Regions from separate parts of the Homo sapiens genome. Here region 1 is linked to region 2. A link is a contact called in ENCODE Hi-C data. All regions are on one chromosome and are shown on one strand. The core of a region is the stretch at or near the end of the contact, and the rest is flanking DNA. Distances in the headings are between cores, read along the strand shown.

Region 1 (4,056 bases), core at 1,314-3,813, 900 kb after region 2:
TAAAAATACAGATGATCCTTGACTTCCAATGAGGCTTATGCTCTGATAAACTCATCAAAAGTTGAGAACATCATAGGTTGAAAATGCATTTAATACACTTAAACTACCAAGCATCACAGCCTAGCCTAGCCTACCTTAAACATGCTCAAAACACTTACATTAGCCGGCAGTTGGGGAAAATTATCTAACACAAAGCTATTTTATAGTAAAGTGTTGACTATCTCATGAAACTTATTCAATACTAACCTGACAGTGAAAAATAGAATGATTGTATGGTCCATAGTCAAAATACAGTTTCTACTGAATGTATATGGCTTTTGCACCATGGTAAAGTCTAAAAATATAAGTAGAAGCATCATAAGTTGGAGATCATCTGTATTTTAAAAAGAAGTCCCATATTCTACACTGGGAGAGCTTTTAGTTCACCCTTCCCCCACCCTGTTAAAATTTGATTCAAAAGAATTCCGTGGAATATATAGGGTAACATGAAGTCATTTCTAAACAAAGAACATTTACAAAAGATGTGGATGATGTCTTAAACCTCATTGTAATCCAACTATCCCAAGTAATCAGCACCGGTAAGCACTAGTCCCTCTATTGAAAATTGAAATTCCAATTACTGATTTTCCAAAAGAAGACATTCTCCTCCACTTACGAAATGGAACAATGAAAGAGGATTTTCTGTTTGGGGTGACCGGGGAGAAACGGAGTCTTCACACAAAGTCTTAGTTCATATTCAGCCCTCCTTTCCTTGAAACCACATCCCCAGGATTTATCTGGCTTGTTTGTGAAAATATGGGAAAACATTTTAAGTCGAAGAAACTGATCAGATGACTTAATTACATTTCTGCTTAGTTCAGCCTGTAACTTAGACTGTTAGAGAGAGAGAACTTAAGTAGCCCTTGGTTTGAACCATCTGTCGCGAAAATGTGACATATGTTTGCTTTGTTTACTCAACAACCAAGTGTAAACTGATACACTGAACTAGAGTATCCCTGAATGATGTGGCTATGGGTGTGTGTGTGTTGGAGGAGGGGTGTCTGATGAGGGCGTCCGTCTCCTCATACTTACCCTGGAGGAACACGCGTACAGCACAAGAGAAGTGCGGATCCGTAGGATGTCCCCCGGGTTTGGGGCGCGCCCCGAGGCGCAGACCCTCTTTGGCGACTCCACACAATATGCAGCCCGCCTGCAAGCAGCCGCTGCAGCCGAGGGGCGCGCCTGGCTGATGTGTGGTTGAATGGAGAGCGGCCCAACCCTCCTCCTTCCTCCTCTTCTTCTCCCCGCCCTGACACCCGGGCCTCAAACTTCAACCAAAGCCCGTGCCCTTTTCAATTTACCCCCCTCGATCAAAATGAGCCATTCTTGTCTGTCCTCCGCGGCGGCCCATTGTCTGGCGTGATAGGTTTGCAGATTTGACAGCTGGGCGCACGCAGATTTGATTCAAACTCGGTCTCCCCGAGAGATGAACTTGGACATCAGCAAAGATCCCGAGCACTGCCGGCTGGCTCCTAGACCGGTCTCCCGACCCAGTGTAGACTTCGGTGCCCCGGGCGCCCCCCGGCGTGCGGGAAGGGGAGCGTGTGTCAGGCGTGGGGGGCGGGGGGTGAGCAGCACGACTGGGAACCAGCGGTCCCAGGGGTTGGGGCGAAGGGCTGTGTACATGTTAGGCTTTTTTTGTTGTTGTTAATTTACTCTCGAAACAGCCAAAATGGAGGTCAGCTTATAAATTTTCTAAAGCCAGGTCTGGCCGGGTTTAAATGCAGTGGGCTGGGGGCTCCGCTTTTGTCTCCTTGTCGGAGCTCCAGGAGAGAGGTAGAGACTGCGTGTGCATGTGTGCGTGTGAGTGTGAGTGTGCACGCGCTGGCGTGGACGAACGGATGGGCGCATCCCAGGATCGCCGCTCCAGCGTCCTGGGTCTGAGTGTGTCTTGAAAGCACCAAGTCTTGAATCACAGCCACTAGTGACGTGGGGGAAAACTTTGTGTTCCGAAGAAGGGTCTGGCTCGATTGCCCTAAGAAGAAAGAGCCCTTGTGCCCGTGTATGTGTGTGTGTGTGTCTGTGTGTGTGTGTGAGAGAGAGAGAGAGAGAGAGAGACAGAGAGAGAGAGAGAGAGAGAGAGTGTGTGTGTCTGGCAGCACCCGCGGCCGGCTGCAGAACACTGCGTGTCCTGTGCGCGAGTACGGGTCCGGCCGCGGGTCCCACCGCAAGCGGGCGTGTGCAGCTGCGGCTGCCTGGCGGGCGAGCTTAGGAGGGAGCTGGAGCTGCGGAGCGGCGGGAACAGGAGCAGGCCGAGGGTCCTCTGGCCAGAAGAAATCTGGCCTCGGAACACGCCATTCTCCGCGCCGCTTCCAATAACCACTAACATCCCTAACGAGCATCCGAGCCGAGGGCTCTGCTCGGAAATCGTCCTGGCCCAACTCGGCCCTTCGAGCTCTCGAAGATTACCGCATCTATTTTTTTTTCTTTTTTTTCTTTTCCTAGCGCAGATAAAGTGAGCCCGGAAAGGGAAGGAGGGGGCGGGGACACCATTGCCCTGAAAGAATAAATAAGTAAATAAACAAACTGGCTCCTCGCCGCAGCTGGACGCGGTCGGTTGAGTCCAGGTTGGTGGCATTTGGAGTTTTTTTCGTTCTGTTTGGGAACCCATTGCCGCTTCCCGTCCCTCTTCCCCACTCCTTCTTCCCCCCTCCTCCGGCCACCCCTTTCTTTTTGCTGGCGTCTCCCAACTTTAGGGCCCGGGGGGCGCTCGTGGCGCCGGGCTGCACCTGCCGGGGCACGCCGGGACTGCGGGCCGGCGCGCTCGCCCTGGGCTGGGGTGCGGAAGCGCCCGAGTCCTGGGCACCGGGCGAGAGTGTGAGAGGAGCGGACGCCCAGGAGGGAGCCGAGGACGCGCGGCGGGTAGGGGGTAGGGGCGCAGGAACCGGGTTTCAGCCCCAGTCGGGACATCGGTTCCCCCTGGCTTGGCGGCCTCTGGAGGGAGACGAGTCCCGGGGAGAAGGAGGGCGGCGACTGGGGCTAGGGATTGGCGATCGGAGTGGGGAGGGCCGGCGGCTGAGCGAGCTCGCTGGCTGACGCGAGGAGGGGGAGGCCAACTTCCCGGGAGAAGGGGCTCTTTCGGCGCCAGGGCTGGCTAGGGAGCTGCCGCCGCCGCCACCGAGGGCTCGGACTCCAGGCAGCTGCAGGCTCCGCTCGCGACGCTCGGAAAGTACCGTTTATTTATTTATTTGCTTGCGTTCAGCGTCTCGGGTTGAACCCAACAGACACCCCCTTGGACTTTAGGAACCCTCTTCAGACCTCTCCAGCCCTCACCTCCATCCCCGTGTCAGCGGCCCCTGGAAAACACGCACATGCACCCCGACCTGGGTGGGGGTGGGTCCTCACCCCGGTGTTGGAAATTCCCCAAAGGCGGGAACGGGGGAGGGGAGAGGGTTCTGTGGGGGGAGTCTCCGGCGCTCTCCGCTCTCATCTCAAAGCGCGCCCTCCCTTCCAGGTTGGGTCGGACCTGAACCCCTAAAAGCGGAACCGCCTCCCGCCCTCGCCATCCCGGAGCTGAGTCGCCGGCGGCGGTGGCTGCTGCCAGACCCGGAGTTTCCTCTTTCACTGGATGGAGCTGAACTTTGGGCGGCCAGAGCAGCACAGCTGTCCGGGGATCGCTGCACGCTGAGCTCCCTCGGCAAGACCCAGCGGCGGCTCGGGATTTTTTTGGGGGGGCGGGGACCAGCCCCGCGCCGGCACCATGTTCCTGGCGACCCTGTACTTCGCGCTGCCGCTCTTGGGTAAGTCGAGGCCCGCCGCGGGCTTTCTTACCCTCTGAGTCTTTCCTAGGGTCGCTTGCAGCAGCCCACCCCGCCCTCCGCACCAAAATTGGGGCGCGGGTGTGGTGGATGTGGAAGGAAGAAGTGTCTTTTTGGGGAATGGGATCGCGAATCCCCGGGTTAGGGAGGCGGTGGCGGCGCGGCGCTGCCTGAAGCTTTTCGGGCTTGGTTTTGATTTCCTGTGGTTTTTAATGACCCAACTTGGCGGGGGACTAAGAAGCCCTCCAGCCCAGGGCCC
Region 2 (4,404 bases), core at 145-2,644:
TTCTTTCAGCAGACAGCACTGACCCCGTGTGCCCAGCCGCATGCTAGAGGCAGGAATACAGGGGAGAAAGACCAGCACTGCCCCCAAGAAAAGCCCACGATGACTGTCGGACCTAGGAGGATCCTTGGAGAACCTGAAAAGGTTTCACATTGCATGGAGGATAAGACTAGAGCCTTATAAGATAAGACATCACTGAGAGTTCAGTTGTTAATCCTGGGAGGGGTGAACTCATGAATGATCACTGGGTGTGGTGGTGCATCCCTGGCTCTAGTCTTACCCTCCATGCAACGTGAAAACTTCTGATGCCCCAACTCAAACCTAATTTTCAAGCCTTCGTTAGCTAAAATCTCACCGAAGTCCAGCTTTAGGAGAAATAACAGATACTATTCCCTGGCTTATGCCAAACTCTTTACATGCATTGTTTTGTTTTTTTATCTTTGTAACAACCATGTGAGATTGCACTAAACTGACACTCAGAGAGAAGGTAAGTCATGCCCCCGAGTCATTCAGCTAATAAGTGAAAAGAAAAAAAAAAATCAAGATCCAAACCCAGGTCATTCTGGCCCTAGAGCTGAAACTCAGTGAAAACCAAGCTCTAGCCAGGAATTGTGGTTAAAATAAAGCTTCAGCCAGCTGGATACTCCAGGGTGTTTAGGAATGTGAAGTTTGTGGGTATATCTTGGTATTGTGGTTGTGTTGATGCTATTGTAGTTTTGGTAATGTGGTCATCTCTTGACAGTACATGCTGAAATGCTTGCAGATTAAGTGTGGCAAGGTCCAGGTTTTACTTCCAAATAATCTGTGTGAATAGGGGAAGCAGTGTGTGTGTAGGTTTTGACAGCTGGGGAGGCAGAGTCCGTGGGAAGGAGGGGAGGAAATAGATTGACCATAAAATAGATTTGCCTTCGTTATTTGGAGGTTGGGGACAGGTGCATGGGAGTTCACTATAATATTCTCTTTTCTTTCCTATATGTTGGAAATTTTCCATAAAATGTTTTTTTCCAAAACAAGTTAAGTTCTGGGTTATGTTTTGATGGCCTACTCCTTCATCTCCAAATCCCATAGACTTTCACAATTATATTTGCCCCCGTAATTGGAAGTTGTATGGGGCTGTTTCAAAAATCTGAGTCATCAAAGATGTAATTGACTTCCTACCGCCGGATTAGCAGGCAAAAATGTACCCGATACTTTCTCTACCGGCGCTGTGTTGGGCTCTGGGCTGAAACCCAGTCTCTCACAGGCCCTCGGAACAGCCCCACCAGTTAAGATCCATCCCTGACTTCCAACTCTGTAACTAGGGACAAGTTAATTGACTCCTCTTAGCCCTTAGTGTCCTCATCAATTATTACGTGGTAATAACCCCTCAGAGAGTCGCCGGGAGAATTAGCTCGGCGCGGTGCATGGGGCTAGAACTCAGGGCCCAGCAGGTCTGACAATGCAGGTTTCCCCGCTCGCCTGTTGGGTTTTTGAAACGCCCTCAGCGGGGTTTTCCTCCTAATTCTGGTTTGGAGGAGCCATCTCTCTCCATCCCGTCTGCCAGCGGGGTTTGCTTCACACACAGACGTGGGCAGATGGCATCGGGGACACAGGTGTGACTGCCGAGAAGGTTGCGGCGCATTGGCGGTTCGGTTCACGGGACGCGGGCGTGGGGTGTGTGGGGTGGGATGGTGTCGGGGGCGGGGGGGGGTGGACAAGAGGGTGTTTGGTGGTGGTTGGGAGTCCCGGCGATCTTTTTAAAATTCAGATGCCAACAGTTCTCCACCCCTGAACTTGAATGGGCTTTGGGTTTTTGTTTATTTGGGGCTTTTCTCCTCTTCCAAAGCACAGCGCTTGCCCCCAGCGGCCTGGCGTCGGGCTGGAGCCCGGCAGAGGGAGGGAGGAGACCGGCATCCGCGCTCGCTGATCAGAGAGAGCCGGGCCTGCTGCTGGGGAACGTGGAGGGGCTCCGGACAGCCACGCGCCCTGGCCGGTCACGGAAAGCTCTGAGGGACATTCGGTCGGCCGTCGGGGAAGAGGCTGGCCGCCGCAGCGCGAACTGGGGGTGCGGGTGGAGCGGCTAGAGGCGCCGGGGTGAGTGGGGATGGAGCCCCGAGGGCGTGGTGCGCGCTCGGCTTCCTGCCGCCAGGGGGCGCCCACAGGCAGAGCCGGGCGGGGCGGCAGCTACAGAGAGAGGGGTGCGTGGAGAGCGACCAGGCCAGGCCTGCAGAGCGCAGCCCCGGCGCCATGTCTCCAGGCTCGTTCCGACTAGTGTTGGGTCACCCTCGGCTCAGCCCCGGGGGAGGACGAAAGGGTTGCGTGCAAGGCCTAGCACCCAGTGGCCATTCATTAAATACGTGCTGGCTGACGAGCTCAGGAACGGCTCTAGGGAGCAGCTGGCTCGGAAACCTCAAGTCCAAGCCCACTCATTCCCGTCTCCCTCCCCGACGGCCTTTTAGTTACCGTGCCCTGGGCCGCGACGGCTTCCTTTTAGATTGGGGCAGCAAGGGAGCCCCTGCGCAGCGAGGACGCCGACGGGGCGGCGGGGAGGGGTTGTCCGGCGGTATCCCCGCTCCGTGCTCCTCGCCTTCCACTGCCTCCCCGGGACACAGCAGTCATGGCTTCGACTGTGACTTCTTAACTGGCTCCTCCCTGATCGCTGAGCTAAGCCACAGGAGAAGGGGAGGAGGGCTTCCTTCCCGGGACCTTGGTCCAGGCGCTGGTCTGCGTGGTGCTCGGGTGGATAAGTCTGATCTGAGCACCACACAGGCCGGGCGCCGGGACCAAGGGGGCTCGACAAGAGGATCTCAGAACAAGCTGAGTCTCTGGAACTAGCTGGGGTGCGTGGAAGTACGCGCCACGGCCCGCGATTCCTGGGAGCGTGTCTCAACTTCTGCCAGTGCCAACGCAGGAGAGAGAATTGCGGCTCAGAGAGGGTAGCGTGAATGGAAACCGAAGGGCGAGAGCTTGGCTCTCTAATGCCACCCAACTTAGTGGTTCAGAGCTTGGCCTCCAAGGAAGATTCAGTTCAAGTCCCCGCTCTCCAACTTACCAGCTGTGTGATCTTGGGGGAAGTTAACCTCTCTGAGTCTGTTTCCTGCTCTGTAAAATGGAAATTTAAAAACTTAAACATCTACTTCGGTCGAGGCTGTTGTGAAGAAGTGGGATTGTGGGTGCATAGCTCTTAGCACAGTGCCTGGCACAGGTTAAGGCTGGATACGTGGCAGCTGTGAGGCCCAGTGTTCTCGTAGCTGGCCTGGCCAGATGCAATCATAAGCGAAGATGACTCACTTCCCACAGCAGAGGTGTGCGAAGCCCTGCGCACCTGCTGTAGTCTGCACCCGGGCAGAAGAGAACCCAGGAGCGTCGGGACCTCCAACACTCAGCCCTCAGGGCTGAGGACACTGCGCTGTTTCTGCCCCTTCTAAAACCGGAGGCCGCGATGCCCCTGTGCAGTACCGGCTGGCGCCCACCCTACAAGCTGATTCCTGGGGGCCTTTCCTGCAGCGGACGCCGGCAACCATCACGACCGACCTTGACTGAACACATGTGGGCATCCTAAGGACATTACCTCAATCCTCACACCATTCCTGAAAAAAAAAAAAACAAAGAAACTGGTGCTCAGAGAGGCGAAGTAACTCACTCAAGGTCACACAGCTAGAGGGTGGCCAAGCTGGGACTCCAACCCACTCTGGCTCCGGAGCTGGCGCCGCTTCCTTCCTACCTCTCTATCAAGCTCAGTCTCAAAGCCTGGGACAAACCATCCGGTTGGGGTGGGAAAGGCCACGCACGTCCTGGGGTCGAGGACCCTGTGCCCACGACAGCAGTCTTCTCGGCACCCGTAGAAGCCAGTGCCAGACAAGTTGGGTTGGAAGGGGCAGGCTGGGCTGGCGGAAGGGGGCTCTGGGCCCCGCCCTGCCTGCGCCCCCCGCGGATCACGCCTCCGTGCTCAAGCTCCTGCCAAGTTTGCCCCCATCTCTCAGGTGCCCTTGGACTGAGTGACTAAGCACCTCGGCACCTCTCCAGCCTGGGGTGCGAGGAGGGGCTGGCCCTGATACCCACTTCCTTTCTTCTCTGGAAAGCCAAGGTGCCAACGAAAGATGCCCTGGAAGCTGGTGTTCCTTAAAGAATGAACAGTCCCAGCTCCAAACGTGTCTCTCTGAACGCAAGCCTCTTCCTTCCGTTCGCCTGGGCCTGTAGTCGAAGTCTCCTTGGGTCCCCAGCCCCCTCCCGGGTAGACGTCAGCCTGGAGGTGGATGCCGGAGTCGAGAAGGGTTGCGGACCATGCTGGGGACCTGGCTCAGGCAGTCAGGGGTCCGGGTCCTCTTTGGGGAAGTGAGCGCTTGAGGAGGAGGGAGAAAGGCTTTTGAGTACGGCTTGGGGGGACTTCTTGAGGTCCCTCGGGATAGCTTCTCTGTTAGGCGTGTA

The links. A loop is a pair of places that touch in the nucleus more often than their neighbours do. Pooled maps may share reads with other maps.
Region 1: a map with no recorded cell type shows a loop between it and region 2 (9-fold over the local background). The contact joins the promoter of GFRA1 here to the promoter of MIR3663HG in region 2. A Hi-C loop is called at or near these places in 5 of 37 single-sample maps with no recorded cell type and 4 of 50 pooled maps.

The regions. Positions count from the first base shown.
Region 1 is chr10:116,271,713-116,275,768 of GRCh38, reverse strand. It overlaps GFRA1 (GDNF family receptor alpha 1), which reads left to right and starts at 2,563. Exons shown (of 11, transcript NM_005264.8): 1 at 2,563-2,606; 2 at 3,494-3,779. The coding sequence starts at 3,740. It overlaps LOC107984273 (a long non-coding RNA gene), which reads right to left and starts at 1,760. Exons shown (of 2, transcript XR_001747598.2): 1 at 1-1,760. RefSeq lists a silencer at 2,058-2,352 and an enhancer at 1,561-2,398.
Region 2 is chr10:117,166,045-117,170,448 of GRCh38, reverse strand. It overlaps MIR3663HG (MIR3663 host gene), which reads left to right and starts at 1,394. Exons shown (of 3, transcript NR_121651.1): 1 at 1,394-1,589. MIR3663 (microRNA 3663) reads left to right here and starts at 2,675; the gene lies at 2,675-2,771. RefSeq lists an enhancer at 4,302-4,404.